Regions from separate parts of the Mus musculus genome. Here region 1 is linked to region 2. A link is a loop called in an ENCODE intact Hi-C map of the cell type or tissue named here. Cell type or tissue: heart. All regions are shown on one strand.

The links. Peaks named below come from ENCODE experiments on the same cell type or tissue, not always from the same donor. Only the 100,000 strongest peaks of a DNase experiment are listed, where the experiment ranks them.
Region 1: a loop joins it to region 2, with 3 times the contacts of the local background. A loop is called at or near these places in 5 of 42 quality-filtered maps.

Annotation. Positions count from the first base shown.
Region 1 is chr11:43,583,428-43,591,427 of GRCm38, reverse strand. Ccnjl (cyclin J-like) reads right to left here. Exons shown (of 6, transcript NM_001045530.2): 6 at 4,429-6,136. The coding sequence ends at 5,713. Among named protein-coding and RNA genes, the nearest start is that of Fabp6, 14 kb to the left of the region's middle. In heart, CTCF peaks have their summits at 4,671 and 4,878 (motif pointing right); a DNase peak (open chromatin) is centred at 4,887.
Region 2 is chr11:43,524,781-43,532,780 of GRCm38, reverse strand. It overlaps Ccnjl (cyclin J-like), which reads right to left and starts at 4,032. Exons shown (of 6, transcript NM_001045530.2): 1 at 3,814-4,032; 2 at 3,322-3,426. The coding sequence starts at 3,384. In heart, CTCF peaks have their summits at 926, 3,530 (motif pointing left) and 4,520; DNase peaks (open chromatin) are centred at 3,780 and 4,070; H3K4me3 peaks cover 2,855 bases; H3K27ac peaks cover 4,171 bases.

The DNA.
Region 1 (8,000 bases), 59 kb before region 2:
TGCTGAGCTTCATTCCTTGATGAGGGCCACAGCTTTGCAGGTATATGGAGTGAGGGACCAAGGACAAAGTGTCACCTTGCTGGCCTGCAAGCAGGTAAGTGGTTAAGATCTACACTGGAGTTCAAGCCCTCCTTCCACACTGCCAGGGGTCAAGACCCTCTTTTGTCCCCCAGTAACTGTGTCACCTTTCCCAAGTCCGTCCCTCCTCTGAGCCTCCTTCTCCAGCTATAAGTGGGGCTACAGGTGAGCTTACCCTAATAGAGTTGCTACCTCCAGCAGCTCAACCATTGTCACAGCACCACTCTCAAGTCAGTGTAACCAAAGGCTCAGGAGTGCCTCTGCCACTAGCTTCTAAGTCACGTGGGAGCATCACCAGGGGATGCAGAGCCTCATTTGACCCACCTTGTCGCTGTGTTAAGGGGGCTTAGCAAGACCTTCTCTTTCTTAGCCAAGGGTAAGATAGGTTCAGGCCTCAGGGTTTGAACTGTGCCTCTTTCCTTTATAGCTCCACTCCAGCAAATCTTCCTGTGCCATGATCTATTATTATTGTTATTATTTATTTTTTGAGACAGGGTCTCACTATATAACCTTGATTGCCCCTGCACTCACACTGGCTACCTGCCTATCTCCTAAGTGCTGGGATTATAGTCATGTGCCACCAGGTCCTGCAGCAGCTCCTTCTTTTGGGGTTCCTAGGATGGGTAAGAGGAATACTAACCAGGGTCTGGAGCAGATTAAATGCTCAGCTAGCACCAGTTGCTATGAACCCTGCCACCATCACCAGTAGCATTGAAAGGAGGTAGCTCACCTCTCAGATTTTTTAAAAAAGGCAACAGTAATAAGAGGTTTCTGAAGGTATAATCCACAACAAATTCAAAATAAAGTAGACTGCAAATCTGAGGTTTCTAACAGCCTTTGCCCAGTGTGATGGTTTGTATGTGCTTGACCCAGGGGGTGACACTATTAGACGCTGTGGCCTTGTTAGAGTAGGTGTGCCACTGTGGGTGTGGGCTTAAGACCCTCACCCTAGTTACTTGGAAGTCAGTATTCTGCTAGCAGACTTCAGATGAAGATGTAGAACTCTCAGCTCTGCCTGCACCGTGCCTGCCTGGATGCTGCCACGCTCCTGCCTTGATGATAATGGACTGAACCTATGAACCTGTAAGCCAGCCCCAATTAAATGTTGTTCTTGATAAGACTTGCCTTGGTCATGGTGACTTTTCACAGCAGTAACTAAGTAAAACCCTAACTAAGACACCCACGTGGCCTTGGAATACTTCTCTGTAGCCTTTACACTGCATGCAGGCATGCCAACATTAACAATAAATACTACTGAAATATCTCAACTCAGATTCCAGACAGTTTTATAAGATTGTGGTGTGCACAACTTCATCTCTGCTTTTTAACCTTTTCTAGTCAAGGTCTAGTGTGGCAACAAAGTCGAAACAGAGTATCCATGAGTATCCATGCCTGGAAGAAATCAGTTGCTCTTTCTGCTTGAAAGCTAGGGCTGTGACTCTGTGGCTCAGCTTTGCCTAGAGCTCTTACCAGGCCAAAAGTTCAGTGGTCTCCATGGTAACAGATGGGGAATAAAGCCACAGGAAAGGATGTGTCAGAAGAGAATTCATTACTCTTCGTACACTCAATTTATTTTATCTGGGTCCCCTCAATCCAGAGCGCCTTGCCTCAGTGGGTCTTGTGTACAGTGAGTGTGAGGGCTGTTCCAGCTCTCTACCAAGACTTGGCTCCCGAATGACATCCTCAGTCTTAATTCTCATGCCTTAGAGCATCACCTGGCAAAGCATCTGTGCTGGGTGAATACCCCTTAACCGCACCTGATGGCAGCTCACACAATGGTTTCCATGCAGGCAGAGCAGAGGGGCCGAGAGAGACTATGACATTCCCCACTACAGCGGAGACAGGTCCATAGTTCTACCACACACATTGTAGTTTTGAACTAGGGTCCCACAATGTAGCTCAGACTCACCTCAAACTCATAATCCTCTTGCCTTAACTCACTGAGTGATAGAATGGCAGGCACAGACCACCATGGATAGCTGGTTTTACCTTTTAAAAAAAATTTGTGTGTGATATGCATGTTTCTGCAAGTGTACCCATGCCATGACGTGTGGGAGATCAGAGGGCAACCTTTGGCATTGGTCCTTGCTTGAGACTAGGTCTCTTCTTATTTGCTGCTGTGTAGGCCAGGCATGTGACAAATCTTGTCTCCAACTCCCATCTTTTTGCATCTTTCAGTACTGTATCTAGCACATAAAGATGTGCCCTCAAGTTGTTCACCCTTATAAGGCAAGCACTATACCCACTTCCACTTAGCCATCTTCTCCTGCCTCTTGCTTTCCCTTTCTTCTTTCTCTCTTCGCCCTTTCCACTTTCTGTGGTACTGCAAACTACAACCAGACCTCTGTGCATGGTAGCCAAGTGCTCTGCCACCCAGCCACTGAGCTACATTCTCAGCCCTTGAAAGGTGTCTTAGCTAAGCAGTGTCCTTCTGTATCTGTCTCAGCTACTTGGGAGGCCAAGATGGGAAGGTTAGTTGAATCCAGGTGTTCAAAACCAGCCTGGGCAACAAAGTCTGCCGTTACTGCAAACAAAATGCAATTGTTGTTATAATAAATAGCAGATCATCTTATCTTTGAGGAACTGTATAATAACCACCCATCATTTTAAAGATACTGGCCTTGATGCACATTCTGTTGTTGATCACGAGACCCCAGCAGGCAGGTAAGTGTGGTCACCACCCCCATTTTAATAGGTAGGAAGACAGGTTAGGAGAGGCTTGGCCAATTGTCTCCCAACAGCTACTAACTATAGCTAATTATGCGGTTTCACTCTGTGAAGCTGTGATGCTGTTGTTCAATGAAAAACTAGTCTAGGCATTGCTCTGATGATTTTTTCCCTCCCGGATGTGATTATTTTCTTAGATGTGTGACTTCAAGAGCAGCAGGTGAATGGGGTCCCACTGAGCTAGCTGAAGGCTTTAAGAGCAATGACTAAAGTTTTCCAGAAAAGGAACGCTGCCTCAAGGTTGCAAGAAAGAAATTACCCAAGTTCCTGGCTTGATGGCCAACCCTGCAAAGTTTAGACTTCACCGCTGTGTCATATCAACTGTTACCTGCTGACGTGAAGTCTAAGAATTCTGTGTTGGCCAGCTTCCATGGCTGTGCGCGTCAATTCCTTGCAGCAAATCTATTACTGGTTTGCTTTTGAAGAGCAATGGTGGATGCAGGAGAGCAGGTTGGGAGGTCAAGCCTCACTCATTCTTCTGCCCAGGGAAAGTCAGTTCCTGCTTAGAGGGTAGGACTCAGGTCCAGAGGATGTAAAAGGATCCTCACAGGCTCATGTGTTTGAATACTCGGTCCTCAGCTGGTGGCCTTGTCTTGGGAGGTTGTGGAACCTTTTGTAGTTGGGACCTTGCTGGAGGGAGTAGATCTCTAGGGATCCAGCCTTGACACTGACAGCCTGACTCTACTTCCTGTCCCATTTCTCTTCCTGATCCATGAAGATGTTCCTGCCACGGCTGTCACAAGCTCCCCTTGCCTGCCATGGCTGCTCTGCCACAGTGGACTGCCTTTCAAACCATGAGCAGAAATAAACATTTTATTGGGTCATTCTGTCACAGGCATGAGAAATCTCATAAACCTCTGAATCTCTTTCACCTCTCACCCAAAGGAGACTCCCACTGAGGTAGAGTAGAGAGATGTGGGAAAGGGCTGACTTGCTAAGAGATGTCCAGACAAAGGCAGCAGAGACCAAGAGCAGGTGATGTGTTTATTGCAGGACATCTGGTCCTGAGAATCAGGCTAGTTCTGGGGCCCCAGTGGAGGTACTTCTCTCAAAAGCCCAAGCCCAGGGCAGACAGATACAATAGACTCCAAACCAGTTACACACAAACAGAGAGACTGGTAAAGGAGATGGAGGGGCAGGAGCCGAAACATACACACACACACACACACACACACACACACACACACACACACACACACACATACACACACACACACACACAAATAACAAACGAATGTGCAGGTTCCTATGCTGGTTGAGAAAATGGCAGCTCCTCTTCTGCATCCAGCTCTTTCCTTCCTCTGTTTCCATGAGACATCCATCTGCTCAGAAAAGCCCTATCGCCGTTAAATCTGACTCAGTAGCGTGTGGCCAACCTTCCTGGCCGTCCCTGCTATGGTCTCTTGGATTGGCAAATGAGTCAAAGAGAACCAAGATGGCAGGCAAGGTGTGGTGGATACATCAGAGGCTGAAGCAGGAGGAGCAGGAGTTCAAGGCCAGCTTTGGCTCTGCACTAAGTTTGAGTGTAGCCTTAGCTACATCAGATCGATCTCAAAAAAAAAAAAAAAAAAAAAGTCCCTACCCCCACCAAAAGAAAACAAAAACCAACAGAGACACAATCGTTTCAAAAACTAAATTACAATTTGTTTCTGTGGTCTTTTGCACCTCCCTTCCAATTCTGATGGGTGAACAGCATGTCCCCTGACCAAGAAAAAAACAAACAAACAAAAAAACCCCAAAAACCAAACCAAACCAAAAAACCCAACCACAAGAACATCTTAAGCACAGGCTGTGAGTCATAGTCATAACATATTGCACATGGTGACAGTGTTCCTGAGCCCTCGCACTGCAAATCCCAGACATGGGCTTTTGCTCTAGCAATCTCTTGCCTGTCAACGCTGGTGTCATATACCACGTTAGTCCCTTCCTCCCCACTTTTCTAATATTCCACAGTATGACTACCCTTTAGTATTGGCCAAACTCAAGTCTGGGATCAGTTTAACCTCAGCACTAAAAGCAAGTGGTGGAGGGAAGTAAGGGCCAGTTCAAACCTTTGTCTCCTTCAAACAACATTCCCCCACCAGGGGGCAGTAATCCAAGTCCAATAGGCGAACACTTGCATCCCAGGGGTGGACTCTTGCAAAGTGAGCCTGAGAGGTGGTATCCCTCGCTGTTGTTATCCACCAGTTGGTCCCAAGTTGGATTAATAAAAGATACAGCCTCATGTGGGACAGACAGACAGTGTGGCAATTCAAACTTTTTGCTCCTACAGAATTTTCAAGTATCATAAAAATCCCTGACACGGTATGTAAACAAGATTTTTTTTTTTTTTTTCAGGATAGAAAGCTAGACTGTTCCAGGAAGCAGCAGCATGTGAAATAGCTAGAAGAATGGAAAGATTTGGGGTTCAAAAACAAAGGGCAGGCAAGATAGCCACTTACTGTGCCTTATGGGCTCAGTGCTCAGGCCTAAACACGGGCCATGGGACCCTTGGAGTGGAGCTAGGGAGAGAAAGACACTCAGGATGGATCTTCTAGGGACATAGACAGACGTGTCAGGTGCCCCTTCTTTTTCAGTGGTATGGCTATGAAAAGTAGTCTTTGAGAAGTCCGGATGTATGCAGTCCTCACTGTCCAAGTCTGATATGCTCCATCGGATCCGCAGTTCAGGGGAAAGGTCACAGAGCCATGTCTTTGTCCTCCAGGCATACACGGAAGGATTTCCCAGAGAGATGCTGTTGGGCGTATCCCTGGATGTTTTGTTCTGTTGATTTGTTTTTAAAAAGAGCAAAGACCCTCTCTACTTAAAGGTACTAGGTTCTCTGTCCCACCTGGATGAGCTCTCCTCTTAGGTATTTACTTCCTTTGTCTGGATCTTTCAGGATTCTCCCTGTGGTCCAAGTGTGGCCTAGCTGTCGAAACAGCCTGCAGGGAACATATGGCTGCCGCTGAAGTAGCTGCTTCCGTAGGAGGCCGTAAGGCAGTGCCTGGGTTCAGCTGCTATGGCCATCTGCATGCTAAGGGATGCAGGGACGGGCACAGGACACATATCCAAGGGCTGGAGGGTTGGGTATGGCGTGTGGAGGGATGGACCAGTGTCTCCTGAGAGCAGGCCCCCTGAACGGTGGGCCTGCAACGAGTCCCGATATGCCAAGCACAAGTCCTGCGCTGGACTCTGGAACTGGGCTAGAGTTGTTGGCGGTGGCTGGCTGAGAGTCGGGTAGGTGGGCGGTTGGAACAGCACTTGGGCGGGAGCTGATGATGAGCCCGGCACCATGGCCAGCGTCTGGCTCTTGACTGCAACGGCATCCTTGAGGACATTGTCATAGGCTCTGAAAGGAAAAGGCTCAAGTGAGTTTTGGAGATGCAAGGCCACTAGGCACCTGCTTACCTTCCTCGGTAAGTGGGACAGTGCCACACCACTCAACGATGACACATTATAACACAGCCACGGCTATCGACTTACTAGACTCAGGCCTCAGGTCTCAGCTTGCAGCTGTTTCTGTCCCCAAACCTCTCTGATCCTGTGCAAGAGTAGGCAAACTTGTCCCCGCAGCTCCTGAACCTCCTCCACACCTTGGCTGTTAAAGCCCCAGCAGGTAATTTGGGTCCCACTTGCTTCTGTTCACTCAGCACCCCAGCACTTGGCAGAGACCCTCCCCTCTGCTACTTTCTAGGTTCTTCAGGGCCCGCTCTATCCCCATCTGGGAGAATCTCTAGCAGCTACAAAGCAAACTGCCCCCTGGGGTTTGGAAGCAAGCAATGACAAGCAACACGAGCCTGGGGACTGATACTGGAGTAGCCATCATCGGTCAAAACAGGTTGTGTACTGACTTGGGGACGTTTTTGTTTGTTTGTTTGTTTGTTTGTTTTGAGACGTTTCTCTGTGTAGCCCTGGCTGTTCTGGAACTTGGTTGGCCTCAAACTCAGAGATCTGCCTGCCTCTGCCTCCCCAATGCTGACATTAAAGATGTGCACGCCCATCACCTGGCTTGACTTGGGGACTCTAAAAGTATACAATTGAAGACTCAGTCTAGGGAGCAGGGCTAACATCTTAGAGTGGGTCTCCGATATCACAGCAAAACTGCTGGCATTCGGATGTTGAGAGGTGGCTCTTTGGGGACTGAAAGTCTTCTGCTTCTGCTACCCAGACCCAGTCACTCAGGCCTGCATAGAGGTAGTCACTACCTGCTGGTGGAAGAGGGAGGTAACTGCTCAAGGGCTATTCAGATCTCTCTGCACTCCTCTTGGTAGCCATTATTGGTCTCTTTGGCTGCCAATCTCTATTTCACAGTGTTAGATCTAAAATTACCCACTGACCCCTTAAAAGAGGCTGTGATCTCTTAGCTGAAGCCACTTTGGACCTGGTTGGCTAAGTGGTCACTTTTGCAGCTTGCCTGAGAAAAGGAACTTATGAGAGAATGAATTCGCAAAATCACACTGGGACTTACATCAGTCAACCCAGATAGGATGGAGTTCAGTTGATAGAGTACTTGCCTAGCACGCATGAAGCTGAGTTTGACCCTTAGCAGTAAATCAACTGAGCATGGTGGCACACACCTGTAACATCAGCACTCAGGATGGAGGGGCAGAAAGATCGGATGTTCAAGGATAGCCCACTAGCTACATAGTGAGACTGAGTTACCCTGGGCTATGTGATACCCTGTCTCAATAGCAAAATACAACAATAGGATGAGTGTAGACATGAATATAGGAGCAGGTGCCCCCAGCCCTGTTCCTCTTTTCCCTCTCTCTCCAATCTTAAAAATGCAAAGAGAAACAACCAACTCTCAAAGCCCCATTCTTAGTTCTTTGTTTTTCCAAGACAGGGTTTCTCTGTGTAGCCCTGGTTGTCCTGGAACTCACTCTGTAGACCAGGCTGGCCTCGAACTCAGAAATCTGCCTGCCTCTGCCTCCGAAGTGCTGGGATTAAAGGCTTGTGCCACCACTGCCTGCATTCTTAGTTTTCTTTTTCTTTTCTTTTCTTTTTTTTTTTTTTGAGACAGTTTCATATTTCTCCTAAGCTGACCTCCAGTTTTCAATCCTCTGGCTTCAGTTTCCCAAGTGTTAAGGTTATAGTTGCATGCCGCCATACCCGCTTTCCAAATACCACTTCTGTCAGGGGTCACTCTGCTCATTTTGCCTGCAACACCTTATCTGGGGGAACTACTATCTGTCCCAGACTCAGAAAATCCC
Region 2 (8,000 bases):
CCCAGTTTATAGGAGAAAATATTGACTCATTCATTTTTATCATTTGAACATACAGAGAAGCCCCCATTCTAGGTCTGGAGGCCCCAGAACAGCCTGAGATGCACGTAGGCAGACTCTTTTGCAGCGTATATTTTTAGAATCAGGGGAAAGATTGCAAACTACCAGCAGACAATTTCAGATACTAGTAAATGCTATAAAGAGACTAAAACTGGGTGATCTAATCATCCCATGGGGGAATAATAAATTACTGAGAGGTTACTATGAGACAGACTGAGAAACACAGACTGCGAAAGAACAGCCAGTACTAAGGGCCCGAGGCATGAAGATGATTGACAAGTTCAAGGGACAGAAAGGAAGTCTGTGGTTCCAAGGGAGGGAGAGGGGACAAGGTAAGAGAGTAGACCAAGGAGGCTACCTCAGGGTCTCCAGATAATAGTGTGGACTGGCAATTTTATTTGAACATGTGTATAGGTGTTTTACCTACAAGTATAGCTATGTACTGTATGCACCCAGTGCCTACAGAAACCAGAAGAGTGGGAGCTGGAAACCCTAGGACGGAAGTTACAGATTGCTGTGAGCAGCCATGTGGGTGCTGGGAATTGAACCTGCGTCTTCTGCAGGAGCTGCCAGTGCTCTTAATCACTGAACCATTTCTCCAGTCCCCTGGGAATCTTATTTAAAGCACAAGAGGTCTTGAAGCGAGAAACTGACACAATGGAATTCTGGTTATAGGGGAAGAACAAGCCATAGCACCTGGGCCGAGAGCAGGTAAATTAGGCAGCTCAGGAGATACCACCGTTGCTAGCTTGCATACAGCACCTAGACTTGATTATATGGCATTAGCTCTTCCACATTGTCAGTATGGTGCTACACTAGACTCCCTCATCCAACAAAGTGCGGCTCCTACTATTCCCGAGATGGCAGCTGTACCCTCTGCAGCCACCAGGAGAGGAAGGCTGCTAGTGGTTCCACACAAACAACTGCACAGTCTGTATGCAAACACGCTTTGTGTTCGTCTGCAACACTGAACAAAGGGGGAATGTCCAGCATGTGCCAGGCACTTGTAAAGTTGTCCTGTAGTACTGGGAACACATTATTAGAGTTGATGTTTAATTTAAAAAAAATTATCCTGTCTGGGAAAGACAAAAGGCCAGCCCTTGCTCCTCAAAGACAGGAGATCAGCGGGGTACCAGCCCCTTTATCATGTATGCTCACTCAAAACTCCACCAAGCTAAACATTCTTAAACATCTTTGAAGAGGGAGAAAAATGCAGCAAGAATACAGCAGATAGTTTTTGAAGGAAGTGCGACATTGTAACTAAAAGGACTTGAGATTTGACCCTAAGGTCAGCTTCGAGCCTGGAGTGTCTCAGGGAAGTAACTCTGGAGTTACATTGTTTCCACAAAGCCTCTTCCTCCCTTCATGCCCTAAGGTACATGCAGAAATGACAACCACTTAGCTACCTTAAATCAGGGAAGCATGCTCTCCAGTGGCCCTCATTACCTGCGTTCAGCCAATACTTCTAGAAAGGGCTAAGAATACACTGTTTCACGTACTACCGTACAGCCTCTGTCTCTGCCTTCTGGCCTGGCACTTCTGACCCTCAGGCCTCTGAGAGCTTAGTTAAACTCCCATGCCCTGCTTTTGCAAAGAACTACCAGGACCCAATTTTGTCTCCAGATCCCCAGACTGGAACATTCTGTTCTGGACAGAGCAAAGGAACACGGGAAAGCAATGCCAGAGACATGTCAGCAGGTAGAGGAAAAGAGGAAAAAATAAATAAATAAAATAAAGCATTTGTGTGACTAGAAGAGATTCACTCCCTAATGAGTCAAGTCCCCCTCTCTCACCTCACCTGAATCTGGAGACTCTATAACAGGTCTGCCACAGACACTGAGTATGTTTTGCTGAAAGTGGGAGCCCAGTTCTACAGAGATCTACGGGCCCCAATAAGACAACTTCTGACCTACACTGGCCTGACAAACCAGTCGAGACTACCTCTCCCCTAAATTCATGTCCGTCTAGAACCTGAGAATGTGACCTTACTTGAAAGTCATATCCTTTCAGATGTACCAGTTAAAGTACAGTTACACCCTACTCGGGTAGGGTGGGCTCCTACGAGGAAACAGACACAGACTCTCAGACAGGAGATGACACAGAGGCAGTAAGTTAAGAGCATTCAGAGAGCTGAGGCAATTGAACCATGAATTTAAGGACTGCTTGGACTATACAGTACCTATACAGCTAGCCTGGGCTCCATAACAAGACCCTGTCTCAAAAGCAAACGGATCTTCTGTATCCTTCCAACATCCTGAAATCGGATGCCCACCAGCCTCTAGTACTTTGTTACAGTAGCTCTGCTTCCATTCACACCAAGTCTCCAAACAATCCTTCCCAGCCCAGGTACAGGAAGAAAGAGGCAAAGCCTTCATTCAGTCCTCTGGGTTTTCCCAGTTTCCCAGTGGCCAACAGCAGCCTCAGCAACAGGAGGTGAACTGAGAGGGGGATCAAGTTTCAGCCAGCCCACCTTCTACCACAGGAGGCCAACTGGCAGGGGAGTTTGTGTTTTCTCCCTTAGCTTTCTAGTCTGCAACCTCTTTCGGTTAAGGCTAGTGTGTCTTTTCTTTCTCTCGTTTTGAGACAAAGTGTCCCACTGTGTAGCCCTGTGCTTCCTGGAGCTCCTCCTGACGCTTCAGTTGACCTTGAACTTGTGGAGATCCTTCTGCTGTCTCCACAGTGCTAGGACTGCCCCCAGGCCAGACTTTTAAATTTCATTCAGTTCCTGCCTTAACAATGAATTCCCACCATCTACCTAATATTTCTTTACACCGAACTGTAACTTTACTACGTTTGCATAGATTTATTTAGGCATCTGCTTTACCACTGAGCTATGCACTAGTCTAGTAATTATATTTTAAAAGAAATTGCTACAACATCATTACAATGATAGGGAAAATCAGCATTATGTATAGTAGGTGGTATTATGTGTCTTTGAATTACACACTGTAATGGATACACAGTATTTTTTTTTTAATCCATTCTTGTACCATGTAAAGTAACCTCGGGAGGAAATCCAATGGGATACGAACTATTCTTCATTTAGGTGGCTGGTGAAAAACCGACTTCAAGTTCTTGGATCTCCAGGTCCTTTGCCTGGAAGAAGACCACACTCCCCATGAAGGTAAAAGAGCAGGCGCACAAATAAAAGGGCACCAAGAGTGCTGAGTTCCCATGCGGGGCATCCTGAAGACACCCACAGGAGACCGAAAGTGACTTTAAATACCCAGTCCTTGCGAGTGACAAGGGCGGGGAGGAACTGACCTTCTCGCGCAGAGTGCAGTGTACGTCCGAGGCGACGCGCCCTTCCCACCACGGCTCATCCATCACCGCCGCAGTTATGAAGCTACCGGGATCTCGGGGCGCACCCTGCGAGGACACCAGGAGCTTCAGCGATCGGAGACTCTTCCTTCACCCTGCCCTCAGTGACCCTGATCCTCCTCGGTCCCTGTCCCAGTCCGGGACGGGCGCCCCCTCCTGCCCTGCACCGTGGAGCTGGCTGTCGCCCGCTGTCCTGAAGAGCCAGCAGTGTCCCCGCTCCCCTCCCTCCGCCCGCCCAACCTGGGGCTATCTGGAACTGTGTGCAACAACTTGCAGAATATCCAATGTGCCCCTCTGCAAAAGTTGCAAAGTTGCGGGCTGTAGTAGCTCTCCCAGGGCTGGCTGGGTCACTGGCTCAGAGTCCCCAACTCCTCCCCCGCCGCCTAGCCTTTGTCCTGCTCGCACATCCTGCCCTCGAGCCGGGGCCAGACTCACGCATCGCTGTCCCGGCGTGGGGGGCCGCGGGTGGTGGGTCCCTTCCCGCACCGGGTACGTAGTGCCCTCCGATGGCCGCCCGGTCCCTGGCCTCGCGTGCTCGCGACCGCTGCCTCTGCAGCCCGTCCCGCCCGGCCACCGGCGCGCCCCTGCGTGCGCTCGGTCCCGCCGCGGCTCGCAGTTCGGGCCGCCGGGGGCCTCCCTCCCTCGCTCGGGGAATTGGGGGCCGGGCCTCGCGCATGCGCCGCCAGCACCCCGCGCCCCGCGGGGCGGGGGGCTGGGAATGGCAGTCTTTCTTTCCCCGGCGCTGAGCTGCGCTTCCTGCCCACCCTCCTCCCTCGCCCGGGCAGAAAGCTAGGCTTCACCTTCCCTGGGACTCTGGGGGCGATCCCCAGTGACCCTGCCCCCTTGATCCTGGAGCGCGGGGGACGCGGCGCCACCTGCGTGTGCCGCGCGTGGATCCAGCGGCCAGGACGCCCCCAGAAAGTTCTGACTTCCGCATGCGCTGCTCCTGCCAACCTGCAGACGCTTCCACCTGTCTTTCTTTCTTTTTCAGCCTGCCCTGCGATGGGGAGGTAGATTTTCAAACAATTCCCACAGGAGCCCCAGAGAAGACACCCTTGGATACGCACGAGTTCCTCTTTATAAAGAGGGCTCAGTGAGTATCTTATTGTACTCTTAAGCGTGCATCCATGCTGAGCATTGCAGGGAAACAGTCCTTGTGGCAGGTTGCGGGATAGAAAGCCCTTTTAATTTACTTGTTTTCAGAAAGGCATTTTCTGGAGCCTGCAGTATAATGGCATAACATCCTGCTGTGCTGATTTTTGTGAGCCCTTTGGTGATCCCACTAACTTAAAATCAAGTCCACCAACTACCTGGGTGTTTTTGTTCACCCAGTGTCTTAACCACTTAGAGCTTGGCTTTAGGTAATAGAGGGATACAAACTACAATAATCTGCTGGGGATACATTATGATTAAATGAGAAAGGACACGAAAGAGGATTACCACTAGGCCCGTTAGAAAGTCACCAGTCAATAAATAATTACACGAAAAAGACTTTAGTTTCTGCCTAGTTTTCTACAAGATAGATATTTGTTGTGGTTTGAGACATGGTTTTTCTGTGTAGCCCCAGCTGTCCTGGGACTTGCTCTGTAGACCAGGCTGGCCTTGAACTTGGCGATCTGAGGGAGGTCTTGTAGGACTACAGAGTCCTGTGAGCTGGGACTAAAGGTGTGTGCCACCATCATCAAGCCGCAAGTAAAATTTTACGGGTTAAAAATACAATTTAGTTTTGAAAGGCTACTATAGTACTGCATACCTGCGACATTAGCACTCAGAAGGCTGTCTGTAGCTTAAGGGTTAGGAGTTCAAGGGCAGCCTGAGTTACACAGAAGTTTGAACCCTGTCTAGGCTGAGGGTTTTTTGTTTTGTTTTGTTTTGTTTTTCTATGTTTTTTTTTTTAGCTTTGATGAACTTGTACTGAAAAGAAGTTTTAGCATTTATGAGCCCTCATAAAAATTTAAAAAATACCTGAGATTAAACAAATGTGATATATATGCAATCATGTATGCATATCTTTAGATCAATGTGACCTAAGACCTTCATGAAGAATCAGATGCAAAGCATGGACAGGCAGGCCATCAAAGAAAAAAAAATCTCATGCCCTATTCACTAACAAACAGATACAAACAGATACACAAGTAGATACACAGATACACAAACAGATACATAGATACAAACAGATAACAAACAGATACAAACTACAATTTTAAAAGCTGGAGCAGATCTTTATCAAAGATGTTTTTAGTGTTTGTTAATGTTTTCGGTTGGCATACAAGGTAATGGGTTCCTTTGTGGCATTTCGCACCTATGTGTCCTCATAGTTTGTTCTCAGTCATCATCTCTCCCCTACTGCCAAGGGACTCCTAAGGTGGGTAAATATACAACCTTCTTGGGAATGCAAATGCCATCTTTCTGAAAAACAACATAAATCAACAAGTTTCAAAGTATCATTGCATCCAACTACTCCACCTCCTAGAGTTTGAGGTCAGGTTGGTATCCATAGTGAGTTCTAGGCCAGCCAAGGCTTGCACAATGAGACCTCATCTCAAAAAAGAAAACTCGGACCGCCCCCCCCCACACACACACATCACCACGTGGGCAGTGGCCACACACACACACACACACACACACACACACACACACACACACCACGTGGGCAGTGGAATTGGATAAGGATGATCTTCTTATGACGTTTTTTGAGAGGAATGAATATGTAATGAGTTGGGGGTAGGGTAGCAGTCACAATATTGTAAGTAAGCAGGAGATGAGAAGAGGGTTTTACTCTTTCCAAGCATCTTTATTCACACACAAAAGAAATTGAAAAATAACCATAAAAGCATTGACTATAATCAGAGTGATAATTATGGGGGGAGCAAGGAAAAGGAAGGGAAGGGGAAGGAGGGAGGGAGAGAGGGAGGGAGGGAGAGAGGGAGGGAGGGAGAGAGGGAGGGAGGGAGGGAGGGAGGGAACGGAAGGAGTTGGTGCCAGCTATTGAACCTAGGGACTGGCACATCCCAGGCAAGCATTCTTTGCCTCCCAGTTTCATCTTCAGTCCTGGAAATCTTTAATTTACCCCCTGCCAGTAGACCCGTGTTTTCTAAATCTCCTACAACAAACATATATTGCTTTCATAACTAGAAAAAAAAGGGGGGGTGGTGAATGTTATTTTCAGTACCCAAGTGCTACATTTGCTGGGGAGGCCCGTCTTGAGCAATGAACGCCTTACAGTATTGTTTGTGTTTTGCTAATTTAAAGGGAAAAAAACCATTATTTCTTTTGCAATAATCTCCCTATTCTGGCTATATGGAAAAAGGAAATGCCTTGATCCTTCACTAGTTTATTGTCTCCCCTTCCCTAAACATCAGCTATGAGTTTATCAAGGAAGCCGATAACAGAAGGAGAAACACACACTTTGGGCTTTTCTCTAGGAGCTGTTTTAAGAGGAGTCTAAACACACTCACCCAGCCCTCTTTTGTGTATCCTCGGGGCTCCCTCATTTTCCTGCTATCTCTGAAGAACAAAAACACATTGCACCAATAAACTGATGCTTTTAGAGGCTGGTGGCTGCCCGCAGGTGCCCTCAGCAGTGGCGATTTCCTGTGCTGGCAGCTGGGAGAGAGTGTATCGAGGCTTACTTCTCCCAGTCCAGTCCGGCGAAGAGGTTTTGATCATTCAAAAAAGTAAATTCTTACTAAGTGCTTATTAGGACCAATGACTGCTCTTCCACCCTCTGCCCCAAGCGCTGGCAGTTTAAGGAAACAGAAGTTTGAGGCAAAAACATTCTAGCTACCTTCAAATTTAACCACGTATAAAGTGAAAAGAAAAGAAAACTCTGCCCATTCCAATTTCACTTAGAGACAGCGAGTCTAGTATTTCCACCCTGTTACTATTGACTGTTAACTCCGCAATAAACTTTCTCTCGACCTCCTCCTGTCACCCCCTTTCATGTGATACAAGCTCTTCCTGGTCCCATTCTGTTGCTAAGGATGGCCATTAGCTCGTTTCCTTCAAAAGGGACTTATGGGAATGGGACACCAGAGAGATGGCTTGGTGGTTAAGAGTACTAGCAACTGGCCTTCAATTCTCAGAATTCTTGTGAGGCAGCTCACAACTCTCGGTAACTCCAGCTCTTCTGTCTTCCTTGAGCACTTACACACACACACACACACACACACACACACACACACACACATACATAAAAATAAAGAAATCTTCTGAAGTGGCTGATGAAGACAAAGCTGAGTTAGAGTACTTGCCTCACTTACACAAAACGCCGTGTTTAATCACATAAACCAGGTGGAGGCACACACATTTCACCCCAGCACTCAAGAGGTAGAGACCGGAGACTCAGAAGTTTGGCTATGTAGTGAGTTCAAGGCCAGCCTGGGCTAGAGCCTGGCTCTTTCTTCCCCTTCAAAAGTGACTGGTGAGACAGAAAAGGGCTATTTCTGTTACCTCATTACTCAGTAGACTGGGGCAAGAGGGCTGCTGAGAGTTTGAGAACACCTTGAGCTAGATAGAAAGTACAGCCCCAACAAGAAGCATATAAGCAGACCTTATCTGACCTTTTCTACTCTGCAAACACACACACACAAACACACACGTGCACACATGTGCACATGCAC